2 separate regions of the Homo sapiens genome follow, and region 1 is linked to region 2. Evidence: read pairs that join two places in POLR2A ChIA-PET (ENCODE). Cell type or tissue: A673. All regions are shown on one strand.

What was found. ChIA-PET counts read pairs that join two places held together with the same protein. Peaks named below come from ENCODE experiments on the same cell type or tissue, not always from the same donor. Only the 100,000 strongest peaks of a DNase experiment are listed, where the experiment ranks them.
Region 1: POLR2A ChIA-PET joins it to region 2 with 6 read pairs; 2 of 35 experiments call an interaction of 5 or more read pairs at or near these places.

Annotation. Positions count from the first base shown.
Region 1 is chr3:174,087,384-174,092,383 of GRCh38, forward strand. All of the region lies in intron 4 of NLGN1 (neuroligin 1), which reads left to right. Among named protein-coding and RNA genes, the nearest start is that of NLGN1-AS1, 170 kb to the left of the region's middle. In A673, a CTCF peak has its summit at 3,647; DNase peaks (open chromatin) are centred at 968 and 2,388; H3K27me3 peaks cover 792 bases.
Region 2 is chr3:173,930,552-173,935,551 of GRCh38, forward strand. The region is part of intron 4 of NLGN1 (neuroligin 1); the gene reads left to right. Among named protein-coding and RNA genes, the nearest start is that of NLGN1-AS1, 12 kb to the left of the region's middle. In A673, no CTCF peak of the experiment used is centred here; a DNase peak (open chromatin) is centred at 2,280.

The DNA.
Region 1 (5,000 bases), 160 kb after region 2:
GTAGTTAAGTGTAAAATTACAAAGCTGCCAATGCATGCGTATTCTGCTGGTATCTCAGAAAAAGGTTTTATGAAAAGTGCTTTTATTATTTTAAGCCACAATTATACCACGAAAGAAAAACACATACCTGCATAATTTTCCAAAGTATTAAGTAACTACCAAATACGTCCCGTACTCTCACCCCTAAATCCAAACCCAGACCTGGGTTTCAGATCTTTGCATACACACATTCTCTGCATTTTTTCATGACTGTGTATCCTGGCCTTTAGATATAATGTAAAGTTCTATGCCACAACTATACCTGTGGTCACTACAAAATGAATTTTAGTATGTTTATATTTGCCCACATAATTATTTGACACTTCATAATTGATCGTAAGGATCCATCACTCAATGAATTTCCCTTTTGAATAATTAATTATGAATAAGAAATGCAGTCAGTCATGTGTTTAATTTCTCTTAGTCCCAATTATGTATCAGGGAAAGAAAGCAAATGAGTTCTCCATTTTAAGAAGTATTTTTTGTTTGCCTTTTGCTTTGTATTCCTGCAATATGGCATCATTTGCTGCTCAGGGCAGAGACTTTTAAATCATTATGAATGCAAGCAAAGTGTTAATAGGTTTTGCTGCATGGCATATATGCTATTATATATGTGTATGTATAGCGTATATATGCTAATATTACATTTTGTTTTTTCCTCAAATGCCAAGATATAAAATAAAGTAATATCATAGAATAATAATAAAAAACATTCATTTTGCTTCAAAACTTATTTTGTATTGACATTAGTAACATAAGTGAATGATTAATTTGCAAAAGGTAAGCAATTAATATCAGAGGCTAGCAAAGGTTCAGATACTTTACGAGAGAAGGCAATAAGGTTCAGAAGCAAGTGACAATAAAAAGGAGACTAGAACAGGAAATAGAGATTACGTAGGAGGCCTTTGGAGAACATTCAAATGAAGGACATGTTACAAGTTCCCATTTTACTGCCTTTATTGCCGCAATTGAGGGCGTTGTTTATCAAACTGTCAAAAGAAAAGAGAGAGAATAGGATTTTTAAAAATCATTAATTAAAACTAAATTATTTTGGCTGGGCACGGTGACTCACGCCTGTAATCCCAGCACTTTGGGAGGCTGAGGCAGGCGGATCACGAGGTCGGGAGATTGAGACCATCCTGGCTAACAGTGAAACCCCGTCTCTACTAAAAATACAAAAATTAGCCGGGCGCGGTGGCAGGTGCCTGTAGTCCCAGCTACTCGGGAGGCTGAGGCAGGAGAATGGTGTGAACTCGGGAGGCGGAGCTTGCAGTGAGCCGAGATCGCGCCACTGCACTCCAGCCTGGGCAATAGAGCGAGACTCCATCTCAATAAAAATAAATAAATAAATAAATAAATAAATAAATAAATAAATAAATAAATAAAACTAGATTATTTTTTACTTCTTAAAAATCAACAAGGATCCAAATATTTCAAGACACAGTAAAGAAGGTGCCTGAAATTCATCACACCAAGTGTTGGTCTCTGCAGAGTACCTATTTTATGACAGGTTTGAAATAGAAGTTGGGGATACCATAGAATATAAAAACTCCGATCTCTTTTTAAAAATCAATAGCTTTTAAAATCCTAAATGCTCTCACTTCTGAGATTAATAAACACTAAGAATCCATCCTGAACACACACAATGGCTTCTATTACAAAAGGAAAAATGAAAACAGTGCTATTACTGACACAGTCAATAGATCCCAACTCAGTGTATATTGTACTTTCTATATTTTTAATTTAAATGCATACAGTTCTAGGGACGGGAGCGTGATCAGCATTCATTCACTTCAGAGCATAATAGAAGATATGGAAGTTTTTCCCATAAATAAACATATAACCTGTCTTGGGTACTATCTGCTTAAAATATTTTCTCTGGAAACTTATCTAGCCATTCTCAGTACGTGGTTCTTCCGCTAGCCTGTTCTTTATTACTGCTTTCCTTCCTTCCACTAAAACTTGAGCAGAAAATCATGAAATTGTGGTCTCTGCTTCAGGTTTGAGGACATAAAACCTAGAGTCCACAAAAACAGCAGCCTTCCTTGAAATAAGAGAGGATACAAGAAAAGTTTGCATTCACACTTTCCTTAGCTTAAAGGAACACACAATTTTAGAAGCATAATGAATTTTCAGAGTACCTGAAAATATTTCTTACTTTTTGTGTTTATATGCCCTTACAGTAAAAGGGACCTCTACTTTAAAAATTTTTAAAGTAGTTAATATATATTAACTCAAACAATCCTTCAGCAAGACTTCTATTCTTATTATGAAGGGTGAGACTGCCAATAAATCATTCGAGAGAGCTTTACAGTATTCATGTGGAGTGTGCTGCAGATCCACTTAATCCAATTAAGTTCAAGAAGTAATTCTCTCACTGATGGCATCCAGAATTTCTATGGCAAATTCACAAATGCATTCAGAGGGCAGAGTAAGCTCTATAATATTTGCCTTGGGGACTGCATAAACAGGCTTTTTTTTTTTTTCTTTTAACATATTATTTGGCAGACGTAGGTTTTAGTGGTGGTACAATCACTATATCTAGAGTTATCAGTTTATTTTAACTCATTAACTCTTTATCAGCCAAAAGGCAGTTCTATAATGAAATTTATCTTAATGAAAAGCAAGCCTTTATTTATTGAACTGCCTTATTAAAAAATGTAATCACTTTTTCTGTATGTGAACCAGCAAAGTGTTCTGTTTACCTAATGTAAATTATTTTGTGTTAGAATTTTAAATAGAAAAAAGAAAGAAAAAGAGACTAAGGTCCGGGCGAGGTGGCTCACACCTGTAATCCTTGCACTTTGGAAAGCTGAGGCGGGCAGATCACTTGAGGTCAAGAGTTCAAAACCAGCCTGGCCAACATGATGAAATCTCGTCTCTATTAAAAATACAAAAAAAATAGCCTGGCGTGGTGGCAGGTGCCTGTAATCCCACATACTTGGGGTGCTGAGGCAGGAGAGTCGCTTGAACCTGGGAGGTGGAGTTTGCAGTGAGCTGAGATCGCACCACTGCACTCTAGCCTGGGGGACAGAGCGAGACTCTGTCTCAAAAAAAGAAAAAAGAAAAAGAGACTAAGACAGTAATTGTTTATTGCTCCAGAAAGTCCCACCCGCAAAGATATTTCAAGGGAGAAAGAATGCTTGGACAAGTTCATACACTGAGAAGGTTGGTCATTTGAGAACCAAATTGAAAGGAATTGTCTAACCAAACCAGTAAAACTCAGGTTGAATATAGAGACACATAAAGATCAAAACCCCAAGAGAAATGGCAATATTTGTACGTGACGGAAGGTGAAATTTAAGAAAACAATGATTTTTTTTTTTTTCAGAATGTTATGGCAATCTTCCAGAAAGCCACAGATGATTCAGCCCCTTGCTACTCGAAGTGTGGTTCTCAGACCAGCAGTATAAACATCATCAGGGAGATTCTTAGAAATGCTGGCGTCAGGCTTCATTCTGGCACATCCAGGGGATTCTTATTCCTTCTAAACTAAGAGTAGTAATTTTTGCCTTCAAAGATACTTGCCATCCCCACTGGATTTTAACAATTGTAAATAACATTGTGACATTGATGCATTGCTAGACCATCAGTTCTTGCAGCTGAAGAAGTACAGTGCTGCAGCCAGGAGGCAGGATTTCTCTTTTTCAGACAGCTCTGACCTTCCCAGGGCAGTGATTGATTTTAGATGACCAGGTGCCTGAAGAAAATTAACCTGGAGTTGTAAAATCAAGATGAAATTTGAGTTAATCTCTAATCAGTCTGACGAATGATTCAAGGGCTTCAACATTGGTCATCTCCAGTGAAACCTTTTAAAACAGCTATTTGTGTTTATAGCTTTCTCTTATAACCATCAGGCGGTTTCTATATTTATTCAAAAATTATAGAATGCATTCTACTCTGAGTTTTTAAAAATTTCTCTAAGTGATTTATGCTGACTTAACACCTGTTGAAAACAAATGCCTTTCAGTTACTTAAAAGAAAAACTCAAATTAATAATAGGCTTGCCTTCAAACTTTGCCTGTGGCACAAATATTTTCTTTAACTAATGTACTATAGTATTTAGTCAGGGACCATGCTGCTTCCAAAATAGATCCAGAACTATTGTTTGTTCATTCACAACAAATTAACGAAGAGGTCATGCTGCAGCTACCATGATTTTTAATCCAAAAATACTGTTTTTAAACATAGGTTGATGAATCATTTATTTTCCTTCTCAGGAACCAAATACATATTTTTGTTACAGTGACTGGTTTTATAAAAGTAATATATAAAGTTTAGGGTATTTTATTTTTGCATTTAAGATACTGTAAAACTTAAATCCTACCTAGTTACAAGTTAAATAAATGGTTATGTTTAAAAGATAATTTCTAATTCATTAATTACTAATTAGTGGCTCCGCTGCCTCTTCCTGCCATGTAGGCTTTGATTATTTTACTACTGTTATAAGCCTCCCCAAACATGGCCAAGTCCCAAAGGGAAGAGCAATCAATCAAATCTATTTTAAGAGTACTGTACTAAGGAAGTTTTGGAGTAAATGAATTTTAAAAATAAATCTCTGACCCTCTCCCAGCTTATAATCTTTCAACATATAAAGATAAATATGTCCAAATTACTATTACAAATAAAAGTGCATAGAATATAAATATGTATGAAGAGATAAATAAAAGGAATATGTTTGTGCAAAGCATTCCTCTTAGCCCATGAATATGTGCTATAAAATGGAGTTGCACTGAGAAGGCACCAGAAACAGATGACTCTTCAGAGCTTGTAAGACGGTACTGAACTGGTGAATGGAAGGAGGAAATTATGAGCTGGGGAGAGACACATAAGCTAAACCAGGGGAAAGAAGACATGTAGAGGAAAATATCCAAGTATGATAGAAAATAAAGAATAATTTCACCAAAAATGGGGAACAGGTACTGTAGGTATAGGCATAAGATTGGGAGTCATTTTAACAA
Region 2 (5,000 bases):
AAAGCTATTTCACCCTAGCTAAGAAACCAGGATAGACTGAGATAATCTAAGAAAGAAGGATAGAGTTTAGAGGATGTCTTTTGTACCCCAAAATACGAATTAAGAAAATGAAGTGTTAATTCAATTGTCATATTCATCCTGGTGCTTCGGAAGTCCAGTCTTCATAATAAAAGAGAACACAGTGTCTTTTAAACACCCTATAATTATGTGAATTAGGGAGGAGATTTGAAGGTCTAGAGAGTTCTCTTGGAGTAGGTAATGAAATACAGTCTCCAGGAGATAGAATTGTTCAAGAAGTCAGGGTGGCCTGTTTAAAATCTGTGTGGCCTCCAGTAAGTCACTAAGCTCTCTGATGTTGTTTCTTACCTATAAAGAGAAAATAGTACTACCTCCTCACTCACAGTCTTTTTAAGAAAAGAGAGTGTGTGTATATTTAGAAGTATTTTGTAAACTATAAAGCACCATGAAACTATCCATTATTGTAATTTGCTAGTATTCATTTCAGTACATTTATGGAGCCTAATCTCAATCTCTATGATTGCTTAGTTATATTGACATTTTTACATTCATTGCTTCTATTAGAAACTCAGTCAATAAATTTTGAATGAAAACCTATGATTTTCCAAGCATCACTCTAGGGGCTCTGGAGGAACCAATAAACAAAACAAAATGAGAGGCTCCACCTTCATGGAGCCTATGTCCTATTCAGGGGAAGTCAATAAGAAGCTAACATCATAAATATATAAAAATTAAAATGTTAGTGGGTGAGAAGTGCTTTGAAGAAAAAACAAAGCATAGAGGTGGCATAGTAGCATAAGGAACATGGAGGGTTACAGGGTGGAGGGGGCTTGGGTCCCTATTTTCAAATAGATTGGTCATGGAAGGCTTCAATGAGGAAAGATCATTTAAAGACAGGTTTTGAAGTAAGCTAGAAAGTTAAGTCTTGTGGCTATCTAGGAAAGAGCATTCCAGGCAGAAGAAATCGTAATTGCAAAGGCCCTGTGGCAGAAGTGTGTCCTGGATATTGAAGGAACAGCAATAACTGAGGGATTGAAAAGTGAATGAGAGAAAGAGTGAGTAGAAATAGAGTCAGAGAGTAGGAAGCCAAATTCTGTTAGATCATTGAAGAATTTTACCTTGCCTGGGTAGAAGGAAGGAAATCACTAGAGAGTTTTGAGAGGAAATGTGAAAAGATTTGACCTATATTTAACTGCATCATTCTGGCTTCTGTGTGGAGTTAGGTGACCAGTTAAGAGACTATTGTAATAATCCAAGTGAGAGAAAATGGTGAATTGGGAAGGGGTAGTAGCATTAAGAGTAGTAAGAAGCACTGAGAGTATAAATTATCTTGGAAGGTACAGCCAAAATAATCTTTTCACAGTTTGGATGAGAGATGCGTCAGAAAAAAGCAGAATTAAGATGACTTTAAGGTGTTTTTCTGTTTTGTTTTGTTTTAATTTTTTTTCTGTTTTGTTTTGTTTTGTTTTGTTTTGTTTTCCAGAGCAAATGGAAGGATTGGGTTTCCATTACTGAAAGATAAGAGTTATTTTATTTGTTCTGTTTTCTTCTTTCAATGCATTTGTGTCTAGGTGAGCATGTGGGTACACAGGATCAATCTTAAATGAGCTATTTGGTTATTTTTTTCAGTTATTTGTAATCAGTTGTCCTGTTTCCACTGTGATCAAGTTAAAAATGGTACTGTTTCAAATTGTCTTGTGTCATTGTGGCAATAGTTTAGTTTTCAGTTTTTTCCTTAAGTTGCTTCATAAGAAATAAATTAATCTATAACTCCTCTTTCATATCGTGTTATCACTAAGCTTGAGTTATATAGGGAAATGTTCTGATATGATTAATTCAAGGATGCTGAAGAGCAATGAGTTGTGTGTAAGCAGAAAACAAACCAGTACTTAACTAGGACATCTGTCTATGAGAGAGAAAGGAGGTGCACATTATTTAAAAAAAAAAAAAAAGTGTGGTAGGATTTGTCTGCAAATTAAATCTGGAGAATAGAAAGAAAGAAATTAGCTTTAATACTATTGCTCAGGAGAATTGTTCAGATAGTAACAGCACCTACAGTGACTGAGAAGTTAGGGTGTGTAACCAGATTCTTTGTGGAATGACTAAAATGTTCTTTCTTTGCTAATCTTGATGAGAGTGATGGTTTCATCAAATTTCTTAGAGGCTAAAGAGAATTAAAGTGTTCAGCCCTCTTGAAGGCTGTTTGGCTGGGTGACTTGCTGAGTGCCAGGGAATAGCTGATTTGCATATATGAAGAGTCAGTTAGATGTGACTCATCCCAGACACTGGCTGCCCCAGGAGGTGCTGTATTATAGCTTAGCTCATGTGTAAGTGTAAGAATATCTGCCACAGTTCTTTTGGCATAAGCCATCTGAAATTAAGAAATATTAATTTATGTATAAAGGTAATGGGGTGGTGGGTAAGGATGGGATTTATTGGAAGATACTCAAAGAATCACAAGAAGTCCTAAACAAGCAAACTCTGAGACAGGCAACAGAAAAGCTCAGAAAACCTTAAGAGAAAGTAGGAGAGGCCTCAGTGAAGTGTGAAAAATGTTATTTTGAGAGTCATTAAGTAATTGAATGGGAAAAATAGGTGTCAATATGAAAGAGATAAGAAGGCAAACAAACTATTCAGAAGGGCACCTCCGGTGAAACACTAGAAGCTCAGAGAATGGCAGGAGAGAGGAGGTAGAAAAGTAATGATTACAAAGCCTCATTGTGGAGAGAAGGGCTGATTCCCACCACTAGATCTTCAAAAGATAAATATGAGCCTCCACTAGTGGGAGACTTTACAATAAGAACCATTTCAGTCAAGGCCAGAACTTCAAAGGATCTGTGGATTAAGGGAGTTTGATGACTACAGATGGGGATTCTAGAGAGAGTGTAATAAAAGTGTAAGAAAAATGGCCAGAGGGGTATCTATCTTGGTTGACAATTAAAGATAGCAGGTATCTGAGACACAGTTTATTTAGCTTGCCGCAAATGGCAAGTTATTCAGATCCCTGGTACTTGGGAAGACCCCAAGGATTTTGAGAGGAGTCAGATTTGACATAGTTCTTCCTTCTGGTCTTTTCTATTTCCTCTTTCAGAAACATATGATGAAATGATAATGACTATCAGATAAATCAACTGAGCTTTCTTCTGATATTTTATTTACTTTCCCCTAATTTAGACACAAATCCCATTAGGCAGTGACTAGGTTATTTCTTTGTTCTGAATAACATCAAGCAAATTCTCAATGTACTTCATAAATGTTAATCTCACATGTATCTCTCAACCTCAAAGGTTCAGTTTGGTTTGGGTAATTTTTTTCTTAAGATATCTGTCAGATCACAGTCCTTTGTATTAATATATATTATAAGTGAATAAGGATGTTCTATTAAATAATAATAAAGAAATATTCCTCTCATTGAAGGAGAAATGTTTCAACACCTAAATGATACACAGTGCTATTAGTATTAGGAGAGGTGCAAAAGACACTGTATTGCTTTGCAAAACTGTATAATATCATTAGAGAAAAACCATATGTGCAATAAAATAACTACATGTAAATGAACTTTAAATAACATCTAACAATTTTCCAGAATCATTAAAAAAGTTGGGGTGTTTTGCATTCTGTGGCAGGTAAAAAAACACGAATATCTAAGTTACAATAATAATAATAATGTACTATTATAGTATATAATACTATATAGTATTAATATTAGTAGTAGTTTTAATATTATACTAATATTATTTAATAATAAACCATTATTATGTTATAATAATAAAATAATTGATATCTAACTTGTTTATTTCATTTTGTTTTATGAAGCGGTTGCAAGAAAAAGTGAATAATGACGTCAATAGTAAACATTTGCATTTGAATTATCAGCAAATATTTTTATTGACTGCATGCAAACCACAGGTTACATTAATATTAGGATAAAACTCAAATGGTGACTTTTTATATGGAGGATAAGAATTACTTTGAGTAAATATACACTTATCATTGGGCTTCTTAGCTTTCTGGCCTTTTCTCAAGACAGAGGTCACATTTCACACTTTATCTTCCCCTGATCTTTTACACCCTGAAAAACCGTATTCTGTAAATAAGAAGCAGTTTGTTATTTTCTTTTATGAGTATTCTCAAAGTATTTTCTCAGAAAACCTCTTGATGAATCCATCTTTATCACAAAATTAGCCTTTAGGTAAGAATTAAATCACAAGGCAAGTTGAGGCCATACCTTTGTCACTCACATGTCACTATTTAAATATCTGATGCAGCTGATTTAAAAACCCGATAATATCTCTTTAAAGACATAATATATTATGTATGCCTGTGGCAAATTTCTTAATAAAAGAGTCTCTATCCTAGTATTTTGTTTCAAAAATTTATTGCAACCTTGTGAGGTAGGTATTATTATTTCCATTATACAGATGAGGAAAGTAAGTCTTAATGGTTACAATGTCTGTCCCAGACCACTCCATTATTTACAAGCAAAGCTGCTTTTTCAGACCAATCATTGCTCTTAAATTCTGTGCTATGTTCCCATCTTCTGGGAGTTCTGGAATCTTTCTCTTCCTTATTATTCCCACTGCCTTAGTTCAGGCCCTCATCATTTTGCATCAAATCCAACCTGGTTTTTTAGCAAGCAAAGCCTATCACAATTTTGCCCACGTCAGTTAATTTACAGTTAAACTATCTGGGGGTTATAAAGGTTAAGGGACCTGCCTAAGGTTATACAGCTAAAAATATCAGAGATGAAGTTTAGCGGCAGCTTAGTGAATGAAAGGTACAATTCTTGGTTAAAATCTTGTAATGAGAATTAATAAAGTCTAATCTAAAACTTTCCTTTTATGTAGTCCAGCATGAAAATATGGACTTTTTTTTACTGCCCTGCATGTCAGTAGATACTGGTTTTATTGGAGCCCAGGAGAAACAAAAAATCCAGTAATGACACTCTTCCACAAAGTTAGCCAACTTCTAGAATCTTGAAG